2 separate regions of the Homo sapiens genome follow, and region 1 is linked to region 2. Evidence: read pairs that join two places in POLR2A ChIA-PET (ENCODE). Cell type or tissue: PC-9. All regions are shown on one strand. Links, peaks and the distances in the headings refer to the core of each region. The heading gives the core; the rest is flanking DNA.

Evidence for each region. ChIA-PET counts read pairs that join two places held together with the same protein. Peaks named below come from ENCODE experiments on the same cell type or tissue, not always from the same donor. Only the 100,000 strongest peaks of a DNase experiment are listed, where the experiment ranks them.
Region 1: POLR2A ChIA-PET joins it to region 2 with 15 read pairs; 2 of 35 experiments call an interaction of 5 or more read pairs at or near these places.

What each region holds. Positions count from the first base shown.
Region 1 is chr5:66,060,753-66,077,709 of GRCh38, reverse strand. ERBIN (erbb2 interacting protein) reads right to left here. Exons shown (of 26, transcript NM_001253697.2): 22 at 5,419-5,541; 23 at 2,480-2,686; 24 at 1,302-1,394; 25 at 761-835. Among named protein-coding and RNA genes, the nearest start is that of SREK1, 75 kb to the left of the region's middle. In PC-9, for the core only: no CTCF peak of the experiment used is centred there; no DNase peak of the experiment used is centred there; H3K27ac peaks cover 812 bases.
Region 2 is chr5:65,863,425-65,880,381 of GRCh38, reverse strand. No RefSeq gene overlaps it. Among named protein-coding and RNA genes, the nearest start is that of ERBIN, 55 kb to the left of the region's middle. In PC-9, for the core only: no CTCF peak of the experiment used is centred there; DNase peaks (open chromatin) are centred at 5,941, 7,031 and 9,001; H3K27ac peaks cover 2,670 bases.

The sequences.
Region 1 (16,957 bases), core at 5,498-13,497, 190 kb before region 2:
ACAATGTAGCAAATTATGAACGACTGGTGACCAATTGATGTAATACTGGTGTTTGTTGTAGTATTTTTGTGGCTTTTTTCTAAGCTTAAAATTATTCAAAAAAAATTTTTTTTAATTAGTTTTATTTTTAGAAAGTGTTGGGACCAGAATTTAAACTCAGGCAGTCTGGCTTTCAGAATCTGTACTTTCAGCTATTAGACATTAATGTCTCTCTCTCCCTTTTTTTTTGGTTTGAGGATTATTTTTTAAGTTCTTTAGTTCTCAGCTAAGAACGGTGACAGTAGGGGTAGAAAATGAGAGCTATACTTGTGTCCTAGGTTTGTCTTCCTTCTAAGACTGTAAGTGTTTAGGTAAAATGAGTAGCTGAATGAACAAAGAAAAGGAGGGGACAGGAAAAAATGAGTTTCGCAGATTTAAAATTTTTCTTCTCCATTTCTGAAAGGACAATAGCCCACATCCAAGAAGTGGTACTCTAATCCCCCTCAAATTAGTAAAAATTAACATTCCTGAGCTTAAACAAAATCCTATGATGTATCAAACTTTTTTTTTTTTTTTTTTTGAGACAGAGTCTCGCTCTGTCGCCCAGGCTGGAGTACAGTGGCGCGATCTCGGCTCGCTGCAAGTGCCGCCTCCCGGGTTCACGCCATTCTCCTGCCTCAGCCTCCCACCCACAATTTTCAAAGTTAAAGTGAAAACATTTTAAACTGTGAAAACATTAGAGTGTTATAAAATGAAAAAAAAAAAGATTTATTTTAATTACCTGAATAATTTTATCACCTGGCTGCAGTAATTTTGATGCTGGTCCTTCAGGTTGTACCCTTGTTACAAATATACCCTTTAACAACAAAAAAAATTATTTAACTAAAAACAGTATGTATAAATAACAGAGTACCAAGGAGCAATTTTTCCTCCACACCATGCAAATATTTGAATCATGGTACAAGTTTTCTCCCTGACTTCTCTGAGTAATACTGTAACAAACTAGTTATTTTTACCTCTAGTAATTCTGACTTTAGTGATTTCTCTTGAGAGTAATAAAATTACTTTTATAGGTGTGTGAAAAAGCAATAAGAAAGTTAAAAATCATTTCATTATATCATAAACATTCATAGTTTTTGGTTAAATTGTTTTAACTTGAACTGATCAAATTACAAAACAAAAAGGTAAGCAATAGAGTGGGGAATCCAGGTGATGTCTACCTAGATTTACATAAACATCTATTAGATTTTCACTTACATTTAAGTATTCAATCGGTAAATAAAACTTTATAGGTGTTTCAAGAATATACAAAGAAAACTTACATCATCATCAGGTCTGAATGGGTTTCCTCTACCCCCGACACCACCTGATATGCTAAATCCAAGTTCTGGATCCTTTTCAACCCTCACTCGAATCTGAGTTAATATGAAAATAAAGGAAACTTACTATTTCAGAAAAAGTTATAATGCAACAACATCCATATTTAAATACTGATTGGTTAAGTCCAAGCAAACATAAACATAAGAATTCATCAAAAATAAATATTTGGTCAGATGAAGTGAAATACAACATAGAATATTATGTTAATGAGTTAGTGAGTTAAAGGCAGAGCTGGGATTATATAAAGCATAGCTCCTAATTTTATTGCTTGTCTTATGAGGATAAGGAATCAATTAATATTGACCCTGTTTTACTTTTTAGACGTCACAGATTTTATATGACATAGTACATAAACACAAAACATGTATATTATTATCAGTTTCCACTTGTGGGACATCTAAATTACACAGTATCTCTGTTTAGTGGCTTGTTACATAAGATATCTAAAAGATCCACTGGTGGTTTTATGATACTAACTCTTTATTTATCAAATCTGTTTAAAGGCTTCAAAGGAGTTGGGATTTTAAAACATGACCAATTGAGAGTTTTTATAACCAAGCTAAAAAAAAAGATGCAAGAATTAAAACTGTGTTATAAAACACTCCCTTTCACCAGAGACACAACCAAAATGAATAAAGCATTTGATCTCTACCTTTCTAATATTATCATTTTATTAATAACTATCAAGATATAAGAATGTGTAGCTCGCTGACTTTTAAAGTACTTTTTAAGATTAAATACTCAAAGTAGTTTGAAGTCTGTAGTCAAATTTCAAAATCTAAGGAATTAAGATTTTAAGTGTCACAGAACAATTTCAGCTTAATGGTCTCCTATTTATATTCTTAAGGAATGTCTGACTACTGTAGTATCAACCAGTTTTGGTAAAGAAACTGTATCAGAATAAATAAATCATGCCCAAAATACTAAATCCTATGTTACATGATCACAAAGTCAAATAAAAATTACCAAGTTTAACGCCTTATAAACGTAACATAAAAATAAAACTTTAAATGGTAATAACTACGTTAATATTCTGTATGGATTTACTAATAATTAAGTAACCTATAAAAATACATAAAAAGCTTAGTCCCATATTTCAAATAGTCTTGATTATTCTTACCTCTTGTTTTGCCAGTTCATGGCCTTGTCTAGGAGAACAATGGGGCTGTGTATATGGAGGCTGGTGGGCCACTTTCAGCATCAAGTAATCAATTAGTTGTTCTCTAGAGGGATGCCTTGCCACAGATGCCTGAGGGGGGTGATGTATTTGACTATAATTTGCCTGAGGCCTGAGAGGCTGGCCCATCTGTCCATTACTCAAAGGCATCTAAGAAAAACATGAAGTATCTTAAAATGACCAATAATAATGTCTTATTTCAAATATTTGGATTTCTTCTTGGAGCATTACAAAAGCACTAGAGTTTTCACATTCTAATTAAGTCAAACAATACCATGCCACTTACTATTTTTCTATAATTTTAAAACTTAAAAGAAATAAGCTATTAATGTCTTAATTCTAAAGTTTCCTGAGTGCTTGTTGTTACACTCACTTTTTTAAGCTTTCAAATGGAAGTACATCATATCTACATTTTAAATTACTTGCTTTTTTGTGAGCTACACTTGTATTTTCTTAGATGTATCTATCTTATAATAACCAAATGTTAAAATGGCACATAGTATACCAAAATTTTAAAATTTAAGCCAGTCTATGAGATGCATATCTTTTCCCATACTAAATCAAACACACATACACAAAAGGTACATTTGCTGACGTTTTTCTTCAGAAAAAAACTAATTTTGTGGTAAAATTCTTTCCAAATTTATTTTTCTGCTTTTATTCCTTCTTTTCCAAAATTAACAAGTCAATTCAGCTATCTATGTAGAAAACTGATTTATTCCTTGTGTGTATGTTAGCAACGTTTATAATCTCTTATTATTAATTCCATAGACTATTAGCCATAAAAATTAAATGTTGACATTCTACCCTATTCATAAAGTAAACAGCAAAAAAATTTAAATTATTAGTTTGTTGTTGTTAGAGAACTATCTTTGTTTTAATGCCTCTCATTTTTAGAGAATAAACCTGACTTAAAATCACCTTTGTAGAAATGTGGCTAATAGCTTATTCTGTTAGCATGAGGAATCTATCTTAAAAACAAGAGGCAGGGTGCAGTAGCTCATGCCTATAATCCCAGCATTTTGGGAGGCCTATACAGGAGGATTGCTTCAGGCCAGGAGTTCAAGATCAGCCTGGGCAAAACAGCAAGACCCCATCTCTAAAAAAAAAAAAAAAAAAAAAAAAAAATTAGCTGGGCATGGTGGTGCACACCTGTAGTCCCAGCTCCTTGGGAGGCTCAAGTAGGAGGATCATTTGAGCCCAGTAGTTTGAGGCTGCAGTGAGCTATGAGCATGCCACTGCACCCTAGCCTGGGTGACAGAGCGAGACTCCATCTCTAAACAACAACAAAAAAGAGGTTACAGTCATATTACAAATATTTGCATATAAAAAGATTTTTGTGTAGAAAAATATGGTTCAGCTATTAACTTATAATTTCCTTGTTGGTTATTAACAGACAGAAAATCTCATAGACAAGGAAATTATGGGAAAACTATGAGGGAAATAGTTGAGGTCCAGTTCCCTAAATTAACCCAAATAGAAAAGTTTGCAGAAAGATATGGCAACACTTTCAGAACTGCATGCTTTTCTTGGTGAACCTTGCTGAAAGATATAAAGTAGTTTAGCTTTGGTATAGATTTGTATTTTTAAAAAAGGCATTCTATTTCACTGTTAAACTGTGTTATACTTGAGAACTTAGTTAAATTCTGAAGTCTAGGAACACACATGGGTATTCTGTGATAGGACACAAGGATGTTACTGACAAATCTTATATTGGTTGGAGAGAAGGAAAATGAAGGGCTATATTAGCCCTACATTTCTGGAGGAAAAAAACCTGTTTATTACTTGATCACTGTAGATTTAATGCAACTGATTTGCCCATGAGTAATTAACTGGTTCTGCTGTTGCTTTATTACTTACATACAATTCTGCAGATAGCCCATGATTTTCTCTACGTTTATACCATTTATTCCTACATGCAAATTCAGTATCTTTCTCCTGGGTAAAATCCAGGTGACAATTACTACTGACCTTAAGACTCCCTGACACCAAATATTTGGTCTTGCCTACATCAGTGTTAAACATACACATGGAATATATTAAGCTACAATTAGCAGATGGCTCAGGAAATTAGAAAGTATTAAACTCAGTAACCCTAAGCCACAAAATATATGTAATGAGAAAAAACTGGATGACAAAGCTCAATTAAAAGAGGGTAAAATAATAGAAACTTAAGAACTTATATATTAGATGAACTTAAGTATTAGATGACTTATGAACTTATATATTAGATGACCAGGTAGCTACTCTGAAGAGCAACATAGAAGTTTTATGTAATAAATAACTATGCTTCATAATTATATCTGGTCATACTAGAGGCATGGAATCAGTTAAGAAAATAAGAAAAAATAGTTGAGGGAGGATAGTAAAAAATTATCTGTCTGGCACTGGCCATACATAGATAATTGCAACAAAAGTACTAAAAACACAACCATCATCTATTCTACCATATACAAAAGTCTTTCAAGATGATTTCTAATTATCATTTGAAGTAATTACATTTGACTTTAGTAATAGTAAAAGATCCTAGAATGAAGAGTTTAACACAAGTTCATTTTCAATTCTCCAAATAGTTTTACTATCAGGAATACCAAAAAGGCCTTGATTCAAATGAAAAAATAAATAGGTGGTACTATATAACAGAAATCTAAATGCAAAAATAAAATAATTCTCCAGGGTAGAAAAATCATGAAATGAACTGAGAAATAGTAGACAGGGTCAAATTCTATTTTGTATTTCTGATATTTTAAAAATCCTTACTAATAAAGGGGGGAAAGCCCTCAAAAAAGTATTTTCATCTAAAGCACATATAATATCTAGTCCAAAAGCTGCAAAATATAGAAAGCTCACAGATACTACATTTTGTTTTCCCGAGCACCCACTTTCATCAAGCTGTCTGGAGGAACATCTTTGTGACTAAGTGTGGCTGATGAGTAGTTCTGCTGTCCTGAAATGAATATACCATCTTGACAAGGATCTCCTGAACTGGATGTCTGGGGATGCTTCTAATGAGCAGGAAATAAAAAGTAAACAAATAATGTTCTTTAAGATGTGAAACCAAGAGGATGACACTTGAGAGAAGATTAGGAAAAAATATTGCCAAATAGTGCAAAGATGAAGACCCAAATCAAACACTGCCATCATTACTGCCATCAATTAGTATCTTTCACTTCTTCCAAAGGTACATAGCAAGATATTTTTGTATGTATGAAAAGCTTATATGAAAACATATTGTTAATCTACTTATGTACAATACACACATGTAGAAGATGAATTTTGCATGTTATTTTTTCCTTTTAGTTTTACTTACAGTAATACCTAGCTTTTAATACCTTTGAACAACAAATATAGTTATTAATCAAAGTTTAGAGTCTCAAATTTTAAGACCAACTAAAACACACTCATGTTGAGCACTATAAAAAGATTTTTGGTAAAAAAAAAAAAAAAAAAATTAACTGCTGTTCTTTCAATAGAACAGTACCCCATGGGATTTTTTTCCCCTAAATTTTAATGACAAGCAGAACCAATACACTTATAGTCTTACAAAACTTATTTTATTGGGATAAGATTGGGGTGTGAAATGAATATAAAATTTGCTTTAGCTTAATTCTGCCACATTGATATGAGTTCAATAGTTTCAGAAGTACTGATATGGAGAAATGCTATTAAAACCAATTAACTGGTTAATATCTTTATAGGCCAAATAATATCCCTGTATTATAGTTTACCAAGCTGATAGCTTTAGGGGAAAAATAAGACTCAATCTCATTACCCCTGAATATTTCTTTCTTTCTTTCTTTCTTTTTGGAGAGAGTCTCACTTTGCCACCTAGGCTGTAGTGCAGTGGTGTGATCAAGGCTCACCGCAGCCTCGACTTCCTGGACTCAAGCAATCCTCCCACCTCAGTCTTCTGAGTAGCTGGGATAACAGTTGTGGTGTCACCATGCCTGGCTAATTTTCTAATTTTTGTAGGCGGGGAGGGGGAAGAGGCAGGGTCTCCCTACATTGCCCTGGCTGGTGTCAAATTCCTGGGCTCAAGTGATCCTCCTGCCTCGGCCTCCCAAAGTGCTGGGATTACAGGTGTGAACCACTGCACAGGGCCCCTGAATATTTTATTATTATAAATATGCCAGGAAGCAAGACACATATGTTTTTCACTTCAATTTTAGTTCTAAACACATCCCTATATATATTTTAGAAAACAAAACAGATTGTGATAAATAGCACTATTGTTACATTCAAAACAGTTTACGGCTAGCAACATAGAAATGCAAACTACATCATCATATTGAAAAATTAATCTAAAATCTACTTTGTTATGACATACTACAGCATACATATAGAGTTAAGGATTTCGAATTTAATCTTAGAAATTATATCCGCAACACATCTATCATGTGCAGTTAGTTCAAACCATGGCTTAGAATTTTTAGACGTGATCTAATTTTGTGTATTTATGCAATGAATACTTTATTTTCCTTCTCCCTTTTTGAGATGTGCTTTTAGAATACATAAATGAATTTAGCTCTCAGCTTGAAATTTTAACTCAAGTGTGAATGTATAACTATGTTTATCTACTTTTTAAAAGAACAAGCACACCATGAATGTAGAAGTAAAATTCAATGTATTCAAAGGCTCCAAATTAAAAAAAAACAAGCACAAAATGTTACTATAAAAGAATGTGGAAAATACAATTGCTCCAGGTGACTATAAATGGCAAAGATTACCCCTGAGTTAATAAAAGCCACTGATCTTTACCCCCAGGGACTCTTGGAATGAGAGACTGATAGTTATCACCCTTCTCTCTCATCTTTTAAATTGGGAGGTTCCTAGCTGGGCGCGGTGGCTCATGCCTGTAATCCCAACACTTTGTGAGGCTGAGGCGGGCAGATCATCTGAGGTCAGGAGTTCAAGACCTCTGGCCAACATAGTGAAACCCCGTCTCTACTAAAAATGCAAAAATTAGCCGGGTGTGGTGGTGCGCACCTGTAATCCCAGCTACTTGGGAGGATGAGGCAGGAGAATCGCTTGAACTCGGGAGGCGGAGGTTGCAGTGAGCTGAGATCGCGCCATTGCACTCCAGCCTGGGCAACAAGAACAAAACCCCGCCTCAAAATAAATAAATAAATAAATGAATAAATAAATAAATAAAATTGGGAGGTTTCAACGTAACTGCTGCCACTCTTAACAGCATAGGAATCACATGGTGGCAGGTGACAGAGGACAGCATACGTCTAGGTCAGGTACAGCCAGAGCCAAGAGAATCCAGGAGATTGCTCCTATTCTGTAACACCAGAAGAAAGCCAGGGATATATTAAAATGGGGGATACCATCGCTCAGGTAGAAGTAAAGGACCCAGAAGTAAGCAAATACTTCACAAGGAAACTATGGGGAGGGGATAAAACAGGGTTATTAGAGACAAAACAGTCTTTTCGGGATTGAAGGAGAGGGGCGGAAGGAAATATTCTAGAGACCATGCTACTACTTCAAGTTGTTATGGGAAAAAAATCTTAAAACAGGGCCATGCCAGAGTTGTTCTTTCTTTCTCTGCCTTTTTATCCCCCACACTGAATTTTGGTTAAAATCATAAACCTTTCTTCTTCACTACTAAGGAAATGTTTAGTAAAATGTGAGTAAGAAAGGATTTGTGCTTTGTCTTTTCACTGACACTTATTACAATTTCTCCAGTCTCACAGTTAATCATGCTCAGTGAATTATGATTAACATTAGTTCAGGGTAGTGCTTTCTCTCAGTCAATTCTCAGTCACTGGAGTTAAAATTATTCCTCCCTGTAACAGGTCTATGGATTACATATAGCATAGCCTTAAAATCCTTAGGAATAGAAAAGTTTAATATTAAGAGAAAACATACTACAAAGAATAGTTTTTGAAGATCTCTCAGTTATTCCTATTGTTCACTTTTTTGCATAAACAAGGGCTGACTACATCATTAGTTTATGACCAAAGAAACTCAGGAGATAATGAATTTATCAGCTCTGAAGAAAGATTTAGAACTAAGCCATGGAAGAACTCAGAGGAAATCAAGGTTTCTAACCCAGAGTAAACATTTTTTTTCCTGGAAACATTAAAACACTTAAAATTTGGGGTTTTCTCTTCTACAAGCTAAAAGTATTGGTCTAGTGTAGGTACTCACTCGAAAAATGTGCCCACCAGAACCTCTTCTGTCTGCAACACTCAAGGCAAGACTGCCCTGGCTGCCATGCAGATCCCTAGAGCTGCCACAGTGAAAACTGCTTACAGTAGTAAAATTGGAATTAAAGGACCTTGACAGCATGCTCTGAATAAAGAGGGGATAGATTTAACAGAGATTAGTGTAGCATGCAAAATCCACGAGACATGTTATATACGTAGACTTATTTACAAGTAACCCCAAAACCAGAGAAGTATCATGCAACACTAATTTTCATTAGTGAAAGAAATTGGAACCATTTACCATGTATTTATATGACAACATATACATATACACAAATTACACGTAAATACAACCATTCACATGTTTAAGCAAAGGAAGAAAGTACAGACATATAACTGCTTTTAGAATGCTATTTCCTTTACTCCTAACACATCTTAGATATATATGTCAGAAAATAGGAGTTGACGCCATATGCTGATGTATGTGTATCTAAAGTCATATACAGAACAGAAATTAATTTCTCTATATAAAGATAAATTTTACCAACACCCAGTAATTCTAAGTCAAATGAATTTTTAGAGAATCTACTTCATTTTATGCAAATTCTAACATATTAAACAAACTGAGTGTTTAAATATACATAACACAAAATATATTTGCAAAAAATACCACTTCAAAAATTTTTTTTTTTTTTAAGAGGTAGACTCCCAGTCCGGAGTACAATAGCAAGCTCCTGGCTCACTGCAGCTTCAAACTCCTGGGCTCAAAGATCTTGCCTCCTGAGTAGACAGGACTACAGGTCCTCATTACCACACCTGGCTAGTTGTTGTTATTATTATTATTATTATTATTTTTGTAGAGACGAGGTCTCACTACACTTGTCCAGGGTGGTCTCAAACTCCTTCCTTCAAGCAATCCTTTTGCCTCAGCCCCCTAAACTGCTGGGATTACAGGTATGAGCCACTGTGCCGGACCACATTTCAATTTCTAAATGTTTAGAAAAATATCTTGCATTAGAGAATAGTTTTAACATACGCGAATTTATGATATACCCTTTTTAATTTTATTTTTTAAAGAGACATGGGTCTTGCTATGTTACCCAGGCTGGCCTCAAATTCCTGGGCTCAAGCCATCCTCCTGCCTCAGGCTCCTGAGTAGCTGGGACCACAGGTGTGCACCACCATGCCTGGCTAGTTTTTTTATTTTTCATGTAGACAGGGTCTCACCACCTTGCCCAGGCTTGGTGAGTATAACTTTTAAAATGCTCCTGCTGCTCTAAAATTACAAGAAGAAGAAAACGAGAAAATGTGTGGCAAATTTTCCCCATTCAAATAAACTGGTATTAAAGATCACTATATTTTAGGAGTTAGTGGTGGCCTTTGCTGCTTAAATTTGAAGAGCCATTGATGGAATCCTCTCACAAACTGAATTCATATGAATACCTAATTGCTAATCCCAGTACTGCCTGAAGATGTACCTCAATAAACACACTGCCTGATTCCCGCTGTTCCACTTGTTTATTCCCAGTGTTATGAACTGCCGTTCTTCCATGTGAGTGCCTTTAGTCATGTCCCTGAGTGCTGAGGGCTTAATGGTCAAACTGGATGAAACCACATTTTGAGCATGGCTTGTTATTAATACAGAAATATCATAACAAGCATTTCTGTATTACTCTTAGCAAATACATTCCTTCTCAAAATCTGAAGTTGACGTCTAATGCCAAGAAATACAGGATTCCATAAAGAAAAAGATCTATAAAATTACCATGTACACTTCCAGTTATTCTGTGAAATCTAAAGTAGTGACTAAAGAAAAAGCTAAACTTATAGCCCAGACCTGCATTTTCCCAAACCATTTCACCAAGGTTAAGGATTTAACGAGGCAATCTGGAGGTTTCATAAACATTTGACTGGAATAAAAAAAAACAAAGAAATCATTCATACATACATAAATAACAGACACACACATTTGCTGTGCAGAGAGCTTTAATGTGTTATTGACTCAAGTGGCCTGATTAACCCTTTAGACAGATCTTGTAGCAAAGCTTTCTCTGTCATCTCCAAACACATGAGCTTACTGTAAATATTTTACTGATGAATAAAGCTGAAGCTCAAAACAGGTCTGGTTTTAAATTCAGGTTTGTGCAGACATCCACGTAAAACTGCTTCCTGTCACAACACATTGTAGAGTGCTCAATTAAATGCTAGGCATAATGTCCTGGGCAATGTTGTTCATTACATACTGATAGTTGTATAATAACGAGTGAACGTAACACTTACCATGTTGTGTTAATCATATTATGGTTTGGAATGCTTAATATCTGAGTTCTCATAAGGAATGTTAGTAAATGCTGATAGTAACCATTCACCTCTGAAATAAAAAGTTCTTATTCCTTTTCAAATTTTGCTTATTAATTAAATAAATCTTGAAATTTTCAAGGTGACATCTACTTTGTATCTTTGAATTCCAGGTACAGTTTTTTTTGTTTTTTTTTTTTTATTTTTGGCAGTGGGAGGTTAAGAGGGGTGACTATTAAAAGGTTTAAAAACTACTTAAGCTTCAATAGATTATTACTACTAACTCTCAGCTGAGTAAAGTAGCAAATTTTAATTTGGGAACTGACCTCATGAGGTAGGGCAGGCACTGTGAAAGCCCCCAGGGTAAAATTTTTAAATGTCTACTTTGCCATTAGAATTAAGATGGTGGGTGTAGGGGAGTGAATAGAGATCCTCCATCATCTTCTACCACTTTGAATCAATGAAGTTTGGAGTCTAAATCCTGCTGCTATTAAAGTAGTTAATTAGTAATATATTTATGTAGCACTTTCAATCTGCTTCTAACGCCCATACATTCTGATTACACCATCTAATGAATAAGCATCAAAGTAGCACAAAGTTGTTATATAAATAAAACAGGGACAATTTTCAGAATTACATGATTTTAGAATGTTTTGAACATAGGAAAAGAAAGCATCCCCACGAGAGACTTGCAGAAATAAAGAGTTAATTTTCACTGGCAAATTACTCAAATTATGCTTCAATATTAAGGATTATTTTTACTGAATAAAATTATTTTTAGGAGGCTGGTGGTAGAATCACATTAAACTCTCAGACAACTCAAAAGAACCACATCTAACATTATATAACCTAAAGTACTATATCTGCTCAGGAAGTAACAGTGGCTTCACCTTATTTATTGTGTCAACTTGAAATTCTTCAGACCAGCTTTTAAAGTTGTTCCCCCTCCTTCACATAACATATATATCATCCTGGGAAAATTACTTAATTATTCTGCGCCTGAATTTCCTTACTGGAAAATGGGATAACAAATAAATGGATGCTGGTTCACATACAAAGCAAAACACACACACACACACACACACACACACACACACACACACACACACACACACACACACACACACACACAGGTCAAAATTAATCTGAAAATCTCTGAAATCACTCGGAATGTACAGTTTTATTTATAGACCCCATATAGTAAAGTTTGAAAACCACTTACCTAGGTTAAAGGAAGAACAAAGGTAAAATCTAGGTACAAATGTTTGGTTATTCAAACCATCCTGCCTTAAAATAATAAATTTCTAGCAGTTAATGGTGGGTAAGAGGGGAAAAGATGAAAGATGGTGAAGAAATCTTAAGGGTGTACATATCACTGAATTGGAATGGGCTGCTCTTTGAAATAATAAGTATGTCTAGCAATCTTAGCAATTTAACATTACTTAAAACAATGTATCTTTTCAGTCTCTTAAAAACACACTTTTTTCTTATCCCACATAATTACTGCCTAGGAAAATTCACTCATTCACATGGTTTGTATCTCAAATTTGCATCACTAAACCTAGTATCGTATTGTGTTCCATGTTACTTGCACACAGTCATCACATCAAATTCAATATATTCAAAACCAACTAAGCTATTTTTTGCCAAACTTTTATACTATACCACAATGCTTTAAAGACTTCATTTCCTTAACTACCAGAACTTTAAAAAAATATTGATTTGGCAGGGCATGGTGGCTCACATCTGTAATCACAGCACTTTGAGAGGCTGAAGCAAGAGGATTGCTTGAGGCCAGGAGTTTGAGACCAGCCTGGGCAACATAGTGAGACCCTGTCTCTATTTAAAAAATTAATTAATTAAATAAGGTTAATGACCAAATATCTCAAATCAGAAACCTTGGCTACCTCTTCAATCTTTTTTCTCATTCCATCCCTAAAACTAAACAATTTTAACCCAAGTGTTTTTCAGACTCATCACCACGAGAGCCAAAACCCCAGCTCAAGTATCTCTCATTTGGCTGTTTTATTATTGAAACTGTTTCCTAAGCTACTTCTTATCAATTCATCCTGAACACTTTTGCCTAAGATATCCTAAAATACTCTATATGCTCAGGAAATAATAGTGGCTCTCTTTTGTTTATTGTGTCAACTTGAAATTCTTCTGATAGGCTTTTAAAGTCATTCCTCTACACTACGTAACACATATCATCCTGGGAAAATTACTTAACTCTTCTGTGCCTAAATTTCCTTATGGTAAAATGAGATAATAAAAATATCACACAGGACTCATGTGAAAATTGAGAAATATTTGTATAGCAAGGTAACTGTACAGTGATAGTAGTTTCTGGCACTTTGTAAATACCAAATAAACTTTATATATTATGACTTTCTAATATTCATACTTTATTATCAAATGTTCTCAAAATACATCTTTAATTCAACCAGGTTGAACTCCTTGTCTCTGCTTTCAGAATTCCTTCTTGATATATAACTTTTACCTTAATCTATTAATCTTAATCCTATTTATCAAAATTGTAAGTTTTTCAAAAAGCACTGTTTGTTGAATAATCCCATCTTCTGTGATTACTATTGCATTTATCATTACCATTTTATCTTTCAAAATGAAAACATTTTAGAAATGTATCAAAAAGTCCCCAAATCTCACCGACAGATAATTACTAGCAGTACATTAACATTTCATCTTTTGAACCAGTTATTACCTAAACTATGAAATAATCTTCTGAACTATATTTTCTGAAGAAGAGATGATTAATAATGAAATCATGAAGAAAATACCAAATTTCCATTGAAATTTCTATTTTTGTTAGTTTTATGTGTGTACGTATATAAGTGTGTATATAAATACGAATGTCTCTATTGACATTTTATTGGTATTGTTTCTGACAGATAAGTATATTTAACAGAAAATTATTCAAGATCATCATCCTTGATAAATAGGTATTTAAAACAAATTTTTACAAGCTAAACATACAGAGACTATCTTCACTTTTTAAAAATGTCTTAATCGAGAAATTGGGAGGAGCCAAGATGGCCGAATAGGAACAGGTCCAGTCTACAGCTCCCAGCGTGAGCGACGCAGAAGACGGGTGTTTTCTGCACTTCCAACTGAGGTACCGGGTTCATCTCACTGGGGAGTGCCGGACAGTGGGTGCAGAACAGTGGGTGCAGCACACCATGCCTGAGCCGAAGCAGGGTGAGGCATCGCCTCACCTGGAAAACACAAGGGGTCAAGGAATTCCCTTTCCTAGTCAAAGGAAGGGGTGACAGATGGCACCTGGAAAATCGGGTCACTCCTGCCCTAATACTGCGCTTTTCCAACGGGCTTAACAAACCGCACACCAGGAGATTATATCCCGCAACTGGCTCGGAGGGTCCTACGCCCATGGAGCCTCGCTCATTGCTAGCACAGCAGTCTGAGATCAAACTGCAAGGCCACAGCGAGGCTGGGGGAGGGGCACCCGCCATTGCCCAGGCTTGAGTAGGTAACCAAAGCAGCTGGGAAGCTCGAACTGGGTGAAGCCCACCACAGCTCAAGGAGGCCTGCGTGCCTCGGTAGGCTCCACCTCTGGGGGCAGGGCACAGACAAACAAAAGACAGCAATAACCTCTGCAGACTTAAATGTCCCTGTCTGACAGTTTTGAAGAGAGTAGTGGTTCTCCCAGCACGCAGCTTGAGATCTGAGAACAGGCAGACTGCCTCCTCAAGTGGGTCCCTGACCCTCAAGTAGCCTAACTGGGAGGCACCCCCCAGTAGGGGCAGACTGACACCTCACACGGCCAGGTACTCCTCTGAGACAAAACTTCCAGAGGAATGATCAGGCAGCAGCATTTGCGGTTCACCAATATCCGCTGTTCTGCAGCCAGTGCTGCTGATACCCAGGCAAACAGGGTCTGGAGTGGACCTCCAGTCAACTCCAACAGACCTGCAGCTGAGGGTTGTGACTATTAGAAGGAAAACTAACAAACAGAAAGGACATCCACACCAAAAACCCATCTGTACATCACCATCATCAAAGACCAAAGGTAGATAAAACCACAAAGATGGGGAAAAAACAGAGCAGAAAAACCAGAAACTACAAATCAGAACACCTCTCCTCCTCCAGAGGAACGCAGCTCCTCACCAGCAACGGAACAAAGCTGGACGGAGAATGACTTTGATGAGTTGAGAGAGGAAGGCTTCAGAAGATCAAACTACTCCGAGCTAAAGGAGGAAGTTCAAACCAATGGCAAAGAAGTTAAAAACTTTGAAAAAAAATTAGACTAATGGATAACTAGAATAACCAATGCAGAGAAGTCCTTAAAGGACCCGATGGAGCTGAAAACCACAGCACGAGAACTATGTGACGAATGCACAAGCCTCAGTAACTGATGCGATCAACTGGAAGAAAGGGTATCAGCGATGGAAGACGAAATGAATGAAATGAAGCGTGAAGAGAAGTTTAGAGAAAAAAGAATAAAAAGAAACGAACAAAGCCTCCAAGAAATATGGGACTATGTGAAAAGACCAAATCTACGTCTCACTGGTGTACCTGAAAGTGACGGGGAGAATGGAACCAAGTTGGAAAACACTGCAGGATATTATCCAGGAGAACTAACCAAATCTAGCAAGGCAAGCCAACATTCAAATTCAGGAAATACAGAGAACGCCACAAAGATACTCCTCGAGAAGAGCAACTCCAAGACACATAATTGTCAGATTCACCAAAGTTGAAATGAAGGAAAAAATGTTAAGGGCAGCCAGAGAGAAAGGTTGGGTTACCCAAAAAGGGAAGCCCATCAGACTAACAGCTGATCTCTTGGCAGAAACTCTACAAGCCAGAAGAGAGTGGGGGCCAATATCCAACATTCTTAAAGAAAAGAATTTTCAACCCAGAATTTCATATCCAGCCAAACTAAGCTTCATAAGTGAAGGAGAAATAAAATACCTTACAGACAAGCAAATGCTGAGAGATTTTGTCACCACCAGGCCTGCCCTAAAAGAGCTCCTGAAGGAAGCACTAAACATGGAAAGGAACAACCGGTACCAGCCACTGCAAAAACATGCCAAATTGTAAAGACCATCAAGGCTAGGAAGAAACTGCATCAACTAATGAGCAAAATAACCAGCTAACATCATAATGACAGGATCAAATTCACACATAACACTACTAACCTTAAATGTAAATGGGCTAAATGCTCCAATTAAAAGGCACAGACTGGCAAATTGGATAAAGAGGCAAGACCCATCAGTGTGCTGTATTCAGGAAACCCATCTCACATGCAAGGACACACATAGGCTCAAAACAAACGGATGGAGGAAGATCTACCAAGCAAATGGAAAACAAAAAAAAGGCAGGGGTTGCAATCCTAGTCTCCGATAAAACAGACTTTAAACCAACAAAGATCAAAAGAGTCAAAGAAGGCCATTACATAATGGTAAAGGGATCAATTCAACAAGAACTAACTATCCTAAATATATATGCACCCAATACAGGAGCACCCAGATTCATAAAGCAAGTCCTTAGGGACCTACAAAGAGACTTAGGCTCCCACACAATAATAATGGGAGACTTTAACACCCCACTGTCAACATTAGACAGATCAACAAGACAGAAAGTTAACAAGGATATCCAGGAACTCAACTCAGCTCTGCACCAAGCAGACCTAACAGACATCTACAGAACTCTCCACCCCAAATCAACAGAATATACATTCTTTTCAGCACCACACCACACCTATTCCAAAATTGACCACACAGTTGGAAGTAAAGCAAGCACTCCTCAGCAAATATAAAAGAACAGAAATTATAACAAACTGTCTCTCAGACCACAGTGCAATCAAACTAGAACTCAGGATTAAGAAACTCACTCAAAACCGCTCAACTACATCGAAACTGCACAACCTGCTCCTGAATGACTACTGGGTACCTAACGAAATGAAGGTAGAAAAAAAAGATGTTCTTTGAAACCA
Region 2 (16,957 bases), core at 2,897-10,896:
GCAATAAAGCAAATATCACAAAAAAAGTAAGTCACATGCATTTTTTTGTTTCCCAGCCCATATAAAAGTTGTGTTTACACCATAATCTTTTTTTTTACTTTTTTTATTTTTTTATTTTTTGAGATGAAGTCTCTTTCTGTTGCCCGGGCTGGAGTACAGTGTTGCAGTCTCAGCTCACTGCAATCTCCACCTCCCGGGCTCAAGTGATTCTCCCGCCTCAGCCTCCCGAGTAGCTGGGATTACAGGTGCCTGCCACCAAGCCTGGCTAATTTTTGTGTTTTTAGTAGAGATGGGGTTTCACCATGTTAGCCAGGCTGGTCTCGAACTCCTGACCTCAAGTAATCTGCCCACCTCGGCCTTCTGAAGTGCTGGAATTACAGGCGTGAGCCACCACACCCAGCCTACACTGTAATCTATTAAGTGTTCAATAGCATTATGTCTAAAATAACTGTACATAACTAAAAAATACGTTCTTGCTTAAAAATGACAACAATCATCTGTGCCTTCAGTGAGTCATAATCTTTGTACTGGTAGAGTGTCATGACTCACTGTGGATGGCTGCTGACTGATCAGAGTGATTGGTGGTTGCTAAATACTGGGATGGCTGTGAAAAATTCTTGAAATAAGACAACAGTGAAGTCCACTGCATTGATGGATTCTTTCTTTCACAAAAGATTTCTCTGTAGAATGCAATATTGTTTGATAGCATTTTACCCACAGTAGACCTTTTTTTCAAAATTGGAGTCAATCCTTTCAAAGCCTACCACTGCTTTATCAACTAAGTTTATATAATATTCTAAATCCCTTTGTGGTCATTTCCACCATGTTCACAGCATCTTCACCAGGAGTGGATTTTATCTCAAGAAGCCACTTTCAGGCCAGGCGCCATGGCTCATGCCTGTAATCCCAGCACTTTGGGAGGCCGAGGCAGGCCCATCTCTACTAAAAATACAAAAAAAAAAAAAATTAGCCAGGCGTGGTAGCACGCTCCTGTAGTCCCAGCTACTTGGGAGGCTGAGGCAGGAGAATCGCTTGAACCCGGAAGGTGGAGGTTGCAGTGAGCCGAGATTGTACCACTGCACTCCAGCCTGGGTGACAGAGCAAGACTCTGCCTCAAAAAAAAAAAGCCACTTTCTTTGCTTATCCGTAAGAAGCAACTCCTCATCTCTTCAGATTTTATCATAAGATTGCTGCAATTCAGTCACATCTTCAGGCTCCACTTCTAATTCTAGTTCTCACCATGAGAACTAGAATTACCTGACTTGGTGGGTCATGCCTGTAATCCCAGCACTTTGGGAGGCCAAGGTGGGCGGATCACCTGAGGTCAGGAGTTTGAGACCAGCCTGGCCAGCATGGGGAAACCCTTTCTCTACTAAAAATACAAAAATTAGCCTGACGTGGTGGCATGTGCCTGTAATCTCAGCTACTCGGGAGGCTGAGGCAGGAGAATTGCTTGAACCCAGGGGGTGGAGGTTACAGTGAGCCGAGATAATGCCACTGCACTCCAGCCTGGGTGACAGAGTGAGACTTTGTCTCAAAAAAAATAAAAAAATAAAAATAATAATTCTAGTCATCTTGCTATTTCCACCATATCTGCAATTATTTCTTCCACTAAAGTCTTGAACCCCTCAAAATCATCCATGAGGGTTGGAATCAGCTTTTTCCAAACTCCTGTTAATGTTGATATTTTGATCTTCTCCCATGAATCATGCATGTTCTTAGTGGCATTTGGAATGGTGAATCTTTTCCAGGAGATTTTCAATGTACTTTGCCCAGATCCATCAGAGGAATTACTATCTTTGGCAACTATATCCTTATGAAATGTATTTCTTATATAATAAGACTCGAAAGTTGAAATTACTCCTTGATCCACAGGCTGCAGAATGGCTGTTGTGTTAGCAGGCACGAAAACAACATTAATCCCCTTGAACATCTCCATCAGAGCTCTTGGGTGTCCAGTGCCTTGTGAAGGAGCAGTAATATTTCGAAAAAAGTCTTTTTTTTTTCTTTTGTAGCAGTAGGTCTCAACAATGGGCTTAAACTATTCAGTAAACCATGCTTGAAACAAATGTGCTGTCATCCAGGCTTTGTTGTTCCATTTACACAGCATAGAGCAGATTTACCATAATCCTTAAGGGCCCTAGAATTTTCAGAATGGTAAATGAGCATTGGCTTCAACTTCAAGTCACTAGCTACATTAGCCCATAACAGGAGAGTCAGCCTGTCATGTGAAACTTTGAATCCAGGCATTGATCTCTCTAGCTATGAAAGTTTTGGATGGTATCTTCTTCCAATGGAAGGTTGTTTCATCTACATGGAAAACCTGTCATTTAGTGTAGCCACCTTCATCAATGAGTTTAGTTAGGTCTTCTGGATAACTTGTTGTACTTCTATATTAGCATTTGCTGCTTCACCTTGCACTTTTATGGAGACAGTTTCTTTCCTTAAACCTCATGAACGAAACTCTGCTGGCTTCCAACTTTTCTTCTACAGCTTTCTCACCTCTCTCAGCTTTCATAGTAAGAGAGTTAGGGTCTTGCTCTGGATTAGGCTTTGGCTTAAGGGAATGTTGTGACTGGTTTCATCTTCTATCTCCATATCAACTACTAAAACTTTCTCCATATCAACTACTTTGCTTTCTTATTATTTGTGTATTCACTGGAGTAGTACTTTTAATATCCTTCAACAGCTTCTCCTTTGCATTCACAACTTGGCTAACTGTATGGTACAAGAGGCCTAGCTTTAGGCCTAATGCAGCTTTTGACATGCCTTCCTCATGAAGCTTAATCACTTCTAGCTTTTGATATAAAGTGAGACACACACAACTTTTCCTTTCACCTGAAAGGTGAACACTTAAAGACCATTGTAGGGTTGGTTATTAGTGACCTTATTTCCATACTGTTGTGTTTCAGTGAATAGGAGGCCTAAGGAAAGGTGAGAGATGAAGGAAAGCCAGTTGGTAAAGCAGTAAGAACACACACAGCATTTAGTGATTAAGTTCACCATCTTATATGGGTGCAGTTCGTGGCATACAAAAACAATTACAATAGTAACATTAAAGATCACTGATCACACAATCCTAGTGCTTTAGGAGGCCAAGGTGTGATGATTGCTTGAGGGCAGGAGTTCAACACCAGTGTGGCAACACAGCAAGGCTTCATCGCTACAAAAAAAAAAGAAGAAGAGGAGGAGGAGAAGGAGGAAGAGGAAGAGGAGGAAGAAGAAGGAGGAGGAGGAGGAAGAGGAGGAGGAGGAGATGACGACGATGGCTGGGTGTGGTGGTTGATCCTGTGGTCCATCTCAGCACTTTGCAAGGCTGGGGCAGGAGGATCATTTGAGCCCAGGAGTTCAAGACCAGCCTGGGCAACATAGGAAGACCCTATCTCAACAAAAAATTTAAAAATAGCCAGGCAAGGTGATGGACCTGTGGTCCTAGCTACCTGGGATAGTGAGGTGGGAGGATCACTTGATCCCAGAATATCGAGGCTGCAGTGAGCTGTGATTGTGCCACTGCATTCCAGTCTGGGTGACAGTGAGAGCCTACCTCTATTTTTTAAAAAAATCACTTATCACAGATCATCATTACAGATACAACAATAATAAAAAAGTTTGAAATGTTGTGAGAATTACCAAACTATGACAGAGACAGGAAGTGAGCACATGCCATTGGAAAAATGGTGCCAATAGTCTTGTTTGAAGCCAGGTTGCCACATTCAACTTGTAAAAAATGCAATATCTTCAAAGTGTAATTAAGTGATGCATAATAAAATGAGGTATGCCTGTATTTTATTCTTGGCACCATGAAGTTATAATATTGTCCAAACTAAGTGATTTGTTATTTTTTAAAGTTAGTAGTGGCTAGGTGCAGTGGCTCATGCCTGTAATCCCAGCACTTTGGGAGGCCAAGGCAGATCACTTGAGGTCAGGAGTTCGAGACTAGCCTGGCCAACATGGTGAAACCCCATCTCTACTAAAAATACAAAAATTAGCCAGGCATGGTGTTGCATGCCTGCAGTCCCAGTTATTTGGGAGGCTGAGGCAGGGGAATTGCTTGAACCCAGGAGGTAGAGGCTGCAGTGAGTCTGCAGTGAACTGAGATAGCACCAGTTGTACTCCAGCCTGTGCAACAGAAGGAGACTCCATCTCAAAAAATAAAATAAAATAAAATAAAATAAAATAAAATGAAGTTAGTCATATATAGATTTAATAATCTTTGTTACCATCAGCAACAAATATTAGTATGTATCACATAGAAGGTTCTACTGCACAGAGTTTGAAGAAGGATACTCGAGTACCTAGCATGCAGTTTCTGGTATCCAGAGATTAAGTGTCTATAGAGATAAGATGTCAATGGTTTAAAAAAGATAATGGTAATACTAGCTTTTTTGAACTATGAATTACCATATTCTGGTATTGTCCTAAGTGTTTTTCATAATTATCTCATTAAATCCTCACAATAACCTAATGTGATAGGTAGTATGTCCCCATTTCCTAAATGAGAAAACTAAACAGGACCTTGATCTTCACTGTGAGGATTCATTCCTCTGTTTGATATACTCATTTCTTAAGTATCAGATATTATATAATACAGTAATTCAAGGGAGGGAGAGCTCTACTTGATAGCACTGAATCTGAGCCTTCATAGCTTGGTTGGATTTTAGTGAACGGGGAGGAAGAGTGAGAGCATTTCAGGCAAAGGAAAAGATACTCCCAGAGATCAAATATGAAGGCAAATTTGGTGGGAACAGTTGGGCTCAAGTTAGTATAAATAGGAGAGATGAAAGTGAAATTCAATTCTATCAACAAACTTGTCTAAATGACTGGCAAAAGGTAGTTGAGGGACAAATTGTTGAGTGCTTTAAATATAAAGCTAAGAAGTTTAGACTTTATTCTATAGAAAGTGGTGGGTAAAAAATAATTTAACATGTTTGCATTGTGTAAATTATAATCGTAACACATGTACATTTAAAAAATTCAAACAATACACAAGTGTAGAAAGAATGAGGCAAAGCTTTCCCCTCCTATCTTGGTATAATTTTATTCCTCAGATGCAGTCAGTTAATAGTTTGGGTACAATTTTCCAACTTTTTTTTTTTTTTTGAGACAGGAGTCTCACTCTGTCACCCAAGCTAGAGTGGAAGTGGCTCATTGCAGGCTCTCTGCAGCCTCTGCCTCCAGGCTCAAGCAATCCTCCCACCTCAGCCTCCTGAGTAGCTGTAACCACAGGTGTGCACCCACACCAGGCTAATTTTTTGTATTTTTGGTAGATATGGGGTTTCACCATGTTGGCCAGGCTGGTCTCGAACTCCTGAGCTCAAGTGATCTTCCTGCCTTGGCCTCCCAAACTGCTGGAATTACAAGCATGAGCCACCACACCTAGCCCCAGCCTTTTAAAATTTATAAAAATATAGATCTTTTTTTAAAAACATATGTGGAATTATACTAGACATGCTTTTTGGCAATCTGTATTTTTCTTTAATTCAGTAATGGGTTGTGAACACTTTTGCATATCAATATATACTATTAAGGCTTTTGAACAAGCCTCCAGTATTTCAAAAGCTTGGATGCACTGAAATGAAAACATATCTAGAAAATATATATTACTAATAACATAACCAATGTTGTTATCAATATCTTTGTATGAATACCTTTGCACACTTGCCAATTATTTCTTTAGACTAAATTCTTAAAAGTAGAATTGCTGGATATATATGTATTAAAATTTGAGATATGCTTTCAATTTGCTCTCTGGAAAATTTGCATCAATTTATGCTCTTAAAGAAGGTATTCAAACGCTTTCTGCTCTGTACTTTCACCAATATCAGATCTTATTAACCAAGAAGTTTTTTGAGCAAGGATGTAACATGATCACAGCTTTGGTACATCAGGTAGCTGGCCTATTCCAGATCATTGTTTTTAATGCATGATTCATTGTCTATTTAAAGTCTTAAAGCCAACAACTGGGCAATCGGACACTAAGGAAATGAAGATTTCTAATATATTAGGAAGAGTGACTAAACACAGAATAAATCTCACCTGGCAGAAAACCAAGTTTATTGCTTTAAGTCAGTGGTTCTCAAACCTTGGCGCACATTGAAAATAAATAAATAAATAAATAAATAATAAAGATAAAAAACAAACAGAAAAGCCTTGGCGCACATTGAAATTGTCTAGGGAGCTTTAAAAACTATCAATGCCTGGGTCTCACCCCCAAAATTCTCATTTAATTGGTCTGTGGTGTGGCCTGAATATTGAGATTTTTTTAAAGCCCCTTAGATGATTCTAATATGAGCCACAATTGAGAATTTCTGCTTTAGATGTTAATTTTAAAATTTCGTGAACTTCATGCTCACCTGTCTCATAAAGATGCCTGATGTAGTTTCTTTTTCCTAAGGTCTTAAAAAAAGAATGAGAATTGAAAGTGTGTATGGGTTCCACAATTGTTGGGGGAGATTTCACTAGATTCAAACCAGGTACTGTATAGTCCTAGTCTGAAGGAATATATATTTCTTTATTTGGCAAAGACCCTGGATTGTTTTCCAGGATTTTAGTTCATTTCTAGTTCATTTCTATACTGTGAGCCCAAAGACTAAGAAACACAAATATTCACAGGCTTGAGTCAGATGTTATGTTAGGCCTCAGGTGAATTAAATAAAGTCCTGATAAATCTGCAGAAAACAAACAAAATAAACAAACATGTTTCTTGGAACATTCGCTGGAAGATGAAATGTACAAGTTAGAACAGTTCTGGCCTGGCTGATATACAGAGAAGGCAGGATTTACACAAGGCAAAATTAGTAGAATAATGAATTACCTAGTCCAATGGAGAACTGTTCTTCACGTATTTTGACTGCATGAGATCTAGTTTCTCCCACCTTGTTACTGTATAATCCTCAAACATATTCATTGTGATTAATGACATTGGAAGGAAAATCCCATCATGTTTTGAGGGATGAATTTCCCCTACTCTGCTGATTGGGAAAATGAGTCACTCATTTCCCACAGACCTTAGAATATTTTGGTACTCCATGTCAACCTATCATTGCCAAACAGCAGCTGACACTTTAAAGTGAACTTCTGACCTTCAGAGATGAAAATTATTCTCTTACCATTGGTATTTGGAGTTTCACATTTGCCTGGGTTGGTAACCAAGGCTGTGAGGGCTGCCATTTTCTAAGTATGATGAGAAGCGGGTTGCTGATCATTGGCAACAGAGCATCAGGCCTGGGGTTCATTTTCTGATACTTCACTGGAAACAGGATGGCTCTACTCAATTGTGTGCTGGTGAACAGGCTCTCAGGGCAGGTTGGGTGGGTGGATGGGTGGGGGATACATGGAGAAAGGAAACGGGGAAATGGAGGACCTGACTGGCAGCATTTGCCATTTTCTGAGGTATAAATACCCCCATCATGTCTGATTTCAAGCTACCAAGGTTTAACATTGCCTCATATAACTCTCATAAAAATTATCTCTCTCTCTCTCTATAGACAGACAGATAGATAGATGATAGATAGATGATGATAGATAGATAGATAGATAGATAGATAGATAGATAGATAGATAGATAGATATAGATAGATGATAGATAGATGATAGATAGATAGATAGATAGATAGATAGATAGATGATAGATAGATAGATAGATAGATCACAGTGATATATATATATCCCTGTAACTTCAAATTCCTGGGCTCAAGACATCCTTCCACCTCAGCCTCCAGAGTAGCTAGGACTACAGGCACATGCCATCACACCAGGCTAATTTAAAAAAAATTATGTATATATATATACATATACATAGAGAGAGAGAGAGAGAGGCAGAGTCTTACTATATTGCCCAGGCTGGTATTGTCTTCCTGGCCTCAAGCAATCCTCCTGCCTCAGCCTTCAAAAATGTTGGGATTAAAAAATTTTAAATGTTTAATAATCAATTATCCACAGCATGTAGGAGTTGGCTCCATCACACTGCTGGGTTTGCCTCATTAAGAATCAACAATCTTGGTTTTCTGGTGGGCAATTATAAATTGACAGCCAAGATATAGTATAATTATATAAAAGTTGAGGTCATTTTGTGGCTCAAAATTAAACCTAAACAAGCAGCAGAGCTCTTCTTACCCCTAGACCACAAGTTTCTTAGTACCTACTTTCAAAGACTCTAAGGGTCTAATAATGGAAAAACTCAGCTATTAGTGCTTCAAAGAGGTTTGTTTATAAAAATCTATAGTCTAAAATTAAGCAAAATAATTATTTTGGATGAGGACTTACAAGGTTTGGATGTGTCCCCACCCAAATCTCATCTTGAATTGTAGCTCTCATAATTCCTATATGTTGTGAGAGGGGCCTGGTGGAAGATAATTGAATCATGGTGGTGTTTTCCCCCATATTGTTCTCGTGGTAGTGAGTAAGTCTCACGAGATTTGAATCTGATGATTTTATAAGGGGGTTTCCCCTTTTGCCTGGCTCTCATTCTCTCTTGTCTGCTGCCATGTAAGATGTGCCTTTCGCCTTCTGCCATGATTGTGAGGCCTCCCCAGCCACGTGGAACAGTGAGTCCACTAAACCTCTTTTTCTTTATAAATTACCCAGTTTTCGGTATGTCTTTATCAGCAGCATGAAAATGGACTAATACAAGGACCATGGAATAGATTGAAATATAAAAGATGTTTATTTAACCTGATAGCCAAATCAACTTCTCCCCAGGAATGGTTGCCTACTTGATGGTGCTCTTCTTTTCCCATAAAGTTCAGATACTCTTTTAGGAGTGAGCAGCTATTTCAGGTCTTATTTGAAGCAAATATGAGTTGTAATCTTTTTAGAAGAAAGGGCTTCTGTTTTCTCTGCAATGTTTTATGTCCATCAAGTGTATGGCTCCTAGAGGAGAAGGGAACACTGGCTAGCCTGGCTCCTACTTCAAAAAGGAACAAGATCCACCTCTCCCTAGAAAATTAAACACATATTTCAAGGAGTAGTCATTTTTATTTACCACTGTTCCCTTAAAAATGTCAGAAATGTGTGAGTAAAATGTGTTAGTAAATTACTATTTGAGCCGGATGAGGTGGCTCATGACTAATCCCAGCACTTCGGGAGGCAGAGGTGGGTGGATCACCTGAGGTCAGGAGTTCGAAACCAGCCTGACAGACATGGAAATCCTCGTCTCTATTGAAAATACGAAAATTAGGCTGGGTGTGGTGGCTCATGTCTATAATCCCAGCATTTTGGGAGGCTGAGGCGGGCAGATCACCAGGTCAGGAGATCGAGACCATCCTGGCCAACATGGTGAAAACCCTTCTCTACTAAAATACAAAAAAAATTAGCTGGGTGGGGTGGCTAGCGACCTTAGTCCCTGCTACTCAGGAGGCTGAGGCAGGAGAATCGCTTGAACCCGGGAGGCAGAGGTTGCAGTAAGCCGGGATCGCACCACTGCACTCCAGCCTGGCAACAGAGCAAGACTCCATCTCAAAACAAAAACAAAAACAAAAATTAGCTGGAAGTGGTGGCACATGCCTGCAGTCCCAGCTACTTGGGAGGCTGAAGCACGAGGATTGCTTGAACCCATGGGGCGGAGGTTGCAGTGAGCCAAGATTGCTCCACTGCACTCCAGCCTGGGTGACAGAGTGAGACTCTGTCTCATAAAAAAAAAAAATTACTATTTGAATAATCACCTCTATGGGCTTCCCTACCACGATGTCATTAAAAAAAACTGCTTATTATACAAAAATAATAATAACTTGCATTTTTATAGTAGAAAGGTTAAGAGTAATCTGGAGTTTGAATAGATGTTTATTTGCACATTTAATATGAAATGTGACTTTAAGCAAGTTACGTAACATCTCTAAGACTTAGGATCCTCATTTGTAAAATAAACATAAAAATAGCAACTACTTAATGGAGCTGTTGTGAGAATTAAATGAGACAATATAAATATAGCAGTTAGCATAGGCTTGGCATTTAGTTGGTACATGACAAGTCAAGAAATTATTGTTAGATTGTTACTTTTTTTTTTTTTCTGAGACGGAGTTTCACTCTTGTTGCCCAGGCTGGAGTGCAATGACCCAACCTTGGCTCACCACAACCTCCACCTCCCAGGTTCAAGCAATTCTCCTGCCTCAGCCTCCTGAGTAGCTGAGATTAGAGGCATGCACCACCACACCCGGCTAATTTTGCATGTTTAGTAGAGATGGGGTTTCTCCATGTTGGTCAGGCTGGTCTCAAACTCCCGACCTCAGGTGATCTGCCTGCCTCGGCCTCCCAAAGTGCTGGGATTACAGGCATGAGCCACCGCTCCCTGCCAGATTGTTATTCTTTTGACCCTTTACAAGGTTCTTTAATCAACTCAACCTCACATAATATTTTATTATTATGACGAAAAGTACACAAGATAAGTATTATTATAGCCCTTTTAAAGATAAGGAAATTTTCAACCTCACATAATATTTTATTATTATGATGGGAAGTACACAAGATAAGTATTATAATAGCCCTTTAAAAGATAAGGTAAGGAAGGCCTAGAAACATTAAGAATGTGCCCAAGATGGAATAGCTGCTTGATGACAGAGCTGGGACATGCATTTCATTATGTTTTATATAAAATTAACCATAACACTAATTTGCTGATTCAAAATAGGGTTAAACTATTAAACAGCAGTGAAACTGGTATTCTAATCAGAAGGTTTTTTTAAATTCATGAGTAAGGTAAATGTTGCTAGACACTGATTTTGGAAATTCTATTATTCCTTAAAAACAGCCACAAATTTCTTCTATTAGCAGCAGCAGAAATTATTTTTAAATATTAAACACTTTATATGCTTATATATGTGTGTTTTAAACATATGTTAAACATTTAATTACATTAATTAATTTCGAGACAGGGTTTTGTTCTTTCTCCCAGGCTGGAGTGCAGTGGCCAGATCTAGACTCACTGCAACCTCTGCCTCCCAGGCTCAAGCGATACTCCCATTTCAGCCACCCAAGTAGCTGGGACCACAGGCGCGCCACCATACCTGGCTAATTTTGTGTTTTTATTAGAGATGGGATTTCTCCATGTTGGTCATGCTGGTCTCGAACTCCTGACCTCAGGTGATCTGCCCGCCTCAGCCTCCCAAAGTGCTGGGATTACAGGCGTGAAGCCACTGTGCTGGCCTGTTAAACACTTTGTATCCCTTTCGATCATCAGAATCACCCTCTGAGGTAGGCATTATATTCTTTTTATGGATGGTAAAACAGTAATAGCTAATATTTATGGCCATTTTGTTTGCATCAAACATTGTGCCACGTATTTTACATGCATTATCTCGTTTTAATCAGTTCAACAACCTTCTGAGATAGAGAGCCACTATTATTATCCCAGTTTGCTAATGGAGAGAATATATATGCAAATTTGCTATTAGAATTGAAGAACAGGAAACTTTTTATTATACATTGTTTTATTCTGCTTAATTATGTAATTTAAAGGTCCTGTGAGGATTATTTTGTCAGAGCCAGTCCCATTAAAAATAATCGTTCAAGTAGAGATTGGGGAAAAAAGAGTTGTCAGGGCAAAATTATGCTTAAAGTATGTTTGCACATTCCTTTTTTTTTTTTTTTTTTCGACAGGGTCTTACTCTGTCACCCAGGCTGGAGTGCAGTAGTGCAATCAAGGCTCACTGCAACCTCTGTCCCCCAGGCTCAAGTGATCCTCCCACCTCGGCCTCCCAAGTAGCTGGGACCACAGGCATGTGCCACCATGCCTGGCTAATTCTTGTCCTTTTTGCAAAGACCAGTGTGATGGTTAATACTGTTAACTTCATTGGATTGAAAGATACAGAGTATTGATCCTGGATTTGTCTGTGAGGGTGTTGCCAGAAGAGATTAACATTTGAGTCAGTGGGCTGGGAAAGGCAGACCCACCCTTAATCTGGCGGGCACAACCTAATCAGCTGCCAGTGAATATAAAGCAGGTAGAAAAATGTGAAAAAGAGATGGGCCTAGCCTCCGAGCCTTTATCTTTCTGCCATGCTGATCCTGCCCTCAAACATTGTACTCCAAGTTTTTCAGTTTTAGGACTTGGACTGGCTCTCCTTGCTCCTCAGCTTGCAGACAGCCTATTGTGGGACCTTGTGATCATGTAAGTTAATACTTAATAAACTCTCATATATATGATATATATATGTGTATATATATGATATATATGTATGTATATATGATATATGTGTATATATGATATATATATATAATATTTTATATATCCTATTAGTTCTGTCCCTCTAAGAGAACCCTAATACAACCGGGTTTCTCCATGTTGCCCAGGCTGGTCTTGAATGCCTGAGCTCAAGTGATCCGCTTGCCTCGGGCTTCCAAAGTGCTGGGATTACTGGCGTGAGCCATGGCTCCGGCCTGTTTGCACATTCCTTTGATCTCACACACTCTCCCAGCTTGTAGAATAAGACGACATGCCGCGAAAAACTTGAATTTGGGGGAGTCATTGTATTAGCCAGGTACTGTCCAGTTTGAGTAAAAATAAATTCGGTTTGGCAACTGCACAGTAAATAATAAACTATTCTTAACACTTAGTAACACATCATCGGTTTTCCAAAGATAAAAACGGTGTTGGGGTCAAAGAAGTATGTTGTTTCAGGGCATATGTTGCTATTAATAAAACATTCTCTCTGCAGGAAGTATACACAGACAGCTCACAAAAACAGGAAAGTCACTCAGGAACCTGGTTTAAAACTCCTGGTCTGAACTCATGAAATTGCCCTGAAGTCATAGAGAGTAGATACCACAAATTAGAAGTCAAATGAAGAGCATAGTTTTTTTCATACTTCAACTGGTACAATTCTGTACTTTCAATCCTGTGAAGGCAGATCTAGAGAGACTTATTAATAGAACTTTTTACACCAATCCCTTCATTTTGGGGATAAAGATACGGAGAACAAAGTTAGATAACATCTAGTGTTTTTGCCTGCTCAAATCCATTTCCCCTTCTGGTAACAACCCATCCCATGGAATTCTGGGGGCTGGACTCTTTCCCGACTCAAGGTCTTTTTAGTGTAGAGAGGGGTGATCTCACCTCCAGCTTCAGGGGTGGGCATGTATCAGGCACGGACAAACAGGGTCACATTAACGCACTCACTGACAGGTATGCGGGAGATCTGAATTGATTTAGTACAGAAGGAAAACTAAACCCAAGACCACACAGTTAATGCCAAAGCTAGGACTATAGCCTGAGTCTCCCACCTCTAAGACCAGTGATCTTTTCATGCTACCATGCCACAAAACATACATAAGTTAAAAAAAAGTTCTTACTAATTTAAAAGGTAGCTGTATTTCAGTGCTAATATACCAGACTGTCTCAGGTCTGCACGACTTCCTGTTTGTATGTTAGGTACCTGGAACATAAGCCCACATTTCCTTCTATGTCCTTAAAGAGAGTAATGATTTATAGCAGGGTAAAGAGGGTACAATGATCATTTACTTTATATTCAATGTTCCTCTAAGGCCACTTATAAAAATTATCTTATGCCACCAGGATACCACTATTCATTTTAGACAATTAATGATTACACTGTGACTTATAACCATTTGAAAAGGAGGCTGGGAAAAAATGGGAGCGAGTATAGTATTACATAATGCTTAGAGTGGTCCTATGGGAGTGACTGGATTATAGGTAATTTCCCCCTCATTCCTTTATTTTCCTGGTATGGGGGTAATATAATATTTCAAAAGTAAATAAGCTGATACTTTTGTAGCAATCTGATTATTCAAAGGCCAATTAACTATGCTTCAAATTATTCAACCCCTTTGCTACTCTCTCACAACTCCCTCCTGTTTCTGTTTTGGCTGTTCATTGCCTCCTTAATTCTATCTAGGAGAAAAAGTTGTGAGACTCAAACCAGACAATATTCTGCCTATTTCAGGGCTTAATTTTCATAAGAGTACCTGTGAGAAGGTGTGGCTGGATCAGGGCCAGTGACCAGGGCGCCCAGGAAGACTGTGAACACCCAGGAAAGCCGTGAGCAATAAAGAGGGACAGTTTAAGAATTATCCATATCGATTTTTAATTAACCATAGTAACATGCCCTTTTATGACCTCAGGAAAGTGGGAGTTGGCAGTACTGTACTTAAAATTATATTTGGTTGTCACACCAGACCTCAAACACAAAATGTCTAAACTGAATCCTGTATCTTTCCCTTCCTGAAACAGTTACGCACTCCATCCCCATCTCTATGCATGACTTCCATCATCCACTCAGCCAGAAATGTGGAACTTATCCCCAACTCTTCCTCACTGGCTATACTTAAAAATCATCAAGTCCCTCTTCTGTCTTCTTCCCCATTCTCATGGTTGCTACCTCATCGATTGCTATCTGGACTAATGCAATTAATAGTTTCTCAGCCACCAGCCTCCTCCTTCCTACAGTCCTTCACAATGATCTTTCAGATAAATGGCAAATCCATTTTGAGAGTGAAGGAGAGAAAGGACTCAAGGATCACTCCAAGGTTTCTAAACAAAGCAGCTGAGTGACTAATGATGCCATTATCTGTGATACGGAACAATGGAAAAAGAGGTCCTAGAAGAAGACAACAAACTCAGTTTTGGACACGTTGAGCTTGAAGTGCATGTAGTGTACACGTCTATCCTATAATAAAACTTACCAAATGATAAAGTAATGATCATTTGGTTTGGGAGTGTCTTTCTGTTCTTAGATTGTAAGTGTTTTAAAGGTACAAATCAATCTTTATTATATATTCAGCACTTTTCGCAGTGCCTGGCACAATAAATGTTTGTTAAGTTGCAATCCTTTCTAAATTAATATATGTGGGAGCTTAAATTGCTATGTATTATATGAGTTTCAGGCTAGAGGTGGTGGCTCATGCCTGTAATCCCAGCACTTTGGGAGGCTGAGCTGGGAGGATTGCTTGAGCCCAGAAGTTCAAGACCAGCCTGGGCAACATAGCAAGACTCCATCTCTAAAAAAAAAAAAAAAAAAAAAGTTAGCCCCGTGTGGTGGTGTGCACCTGTAGTCCCAGCTACTCAGGAGGCTGAGGTGGGAGTGAGGTGGGAGGATCTCTTGAGCCTGGGAGGTCTAGGCTGCAGTGAACCATGATTGTGCCACTGGACTCCAGCCTAGGCAATAGAGTGAGACCTTGTCTCAAAATTAAAATAAAATAATTTTCATTTAAAAAAGTGTAACTCATATCACAGACCGAGGGCTAATTCCCTTAATATATAAATAATTATTATAAAATAAGAAAAAATAATCGAAGAAAAATACACAAACAATATAAACAGCTTACAGGTCAGGAAATAAAAATAAATCTTTACATATGGAAAGACCTTCCTTATATTAAGGGAGATTTAAGATTTAAGGGTACAATGAGATACCATTTTCCACCTAAGACTAGCAAGAATTAAAATGTCTACAAACTCATTGTGTTGGTGAAAGTGGGGGAAAACAGGCTTTCTTATATAATTAAGGCAAAATTTTAAATGCCCAAAGCTGTTTTCATCCTACAGATATATTCTTAGATGTGCAAGTTAGCATACTATGCAGTCATTTAGTGCAGGGGTCCCAACCTCTGGGCCATGGACTGGTACGGGTCCATGGCCTGTTAGGAACCAGGCTGCACAGCAGGAAGTGAGTAGCAGGTGAGCCAGCATTACGGCCTGAGCTCCGAATTCTGTCAGATGAGAGGCAGTAATAAATTCTCATAGGAGCACGGACCCGTTTGTGAACTGCACATGTGAGGAATCTAGGTTGTGTGTTCCTTATGAGAATCTAATGCCTGATGATCTGAGGTGGAACAGTTTCATCCCAAAACCATCTCCCCAGCCCCTGACCTCTGTGGAAAAACTGTCTTCCACAAAACCAGTGCCTTGTGCCAAAAAGTTTGAGGGCCGCTGCTTTAATGGAATGAAGCAGTTCAACGTTACTAATATAGACTAATCCCAAAGATAAATTGTTTAGTGAAAGAAGTAAGGTGTAAAGGAGTTTGGATTGTGTAGTAGCTTTGGTGTAAAACACAAGACTATACATACATATACTTCTATATACAAAGTATGTTTCCGTAAGAAACTGGTAATATGGTTTCCTCTGGAGAAGAGAACTGTAGAACTGAGATGTAGATAAGAGAGAGACTTTTCACTGTACACTCTTTTGTGCCTGCTGAATTTTGTGCCATGCAAATATGTTAAGAATTTTACCAAAAGTAGAAGTATGTCTACTCTACGACCCAGCAATTCCACCCCTTGGTATATACCCAAGAGAAATGAGTGCATATGTCCACCAACAGACATGTACAAGAATGTTTGTAATAACTTTTCTCATCATACTAAAAAATCGAAAAACCCCTAAATGTCCATCAACAGGAGAATAGATATATAAATTGAAGTATATTTATTTAATGGAATACCATACAGTAATAAAAAAGAAAAAAATGATGACGCAACTGAACAGGAAAATAATGTTGAGTTACAGAAGCCAAAACAAAAGAGTAAATACTGGGTGGTTCTGTTTATTTCAAGTTTAAAAATAGGCAAAACTTATAAATGGTGATAGAAGTCAGAATAGTGGTAACTATTCTGGCAAGAGTAGGCTAGGAGTATGGGGCAAGAGGATATTGACTGGGAAGAGATAAGAGAAATTGTGGGGTTGCTGGGAGTGTTCTGTGTCTTGAGCTGGTGGTGGTTAAATGGGAATATACCTATGTTAAAAAAAAAAACTGAGTTGTACACTAAAGCTCACTAAATACACTAAATGTATTTTACTGTATGTTATACTTCAATAAAGACATTTTTAAGGCATGAAAAATACACCTTACCAATTTGAAAAAAGTAGATAAAATACTATTAAACAATTTACCTAAATATCAAGTGACTTCTCCCTTTACATTGATAAAAGTCAATGTGGCTGTGTGTGGTGACTCACACCTGTAATCCCAGCATTTTAGGAGGCTGAGGCAGGTGCATCACCTGAGG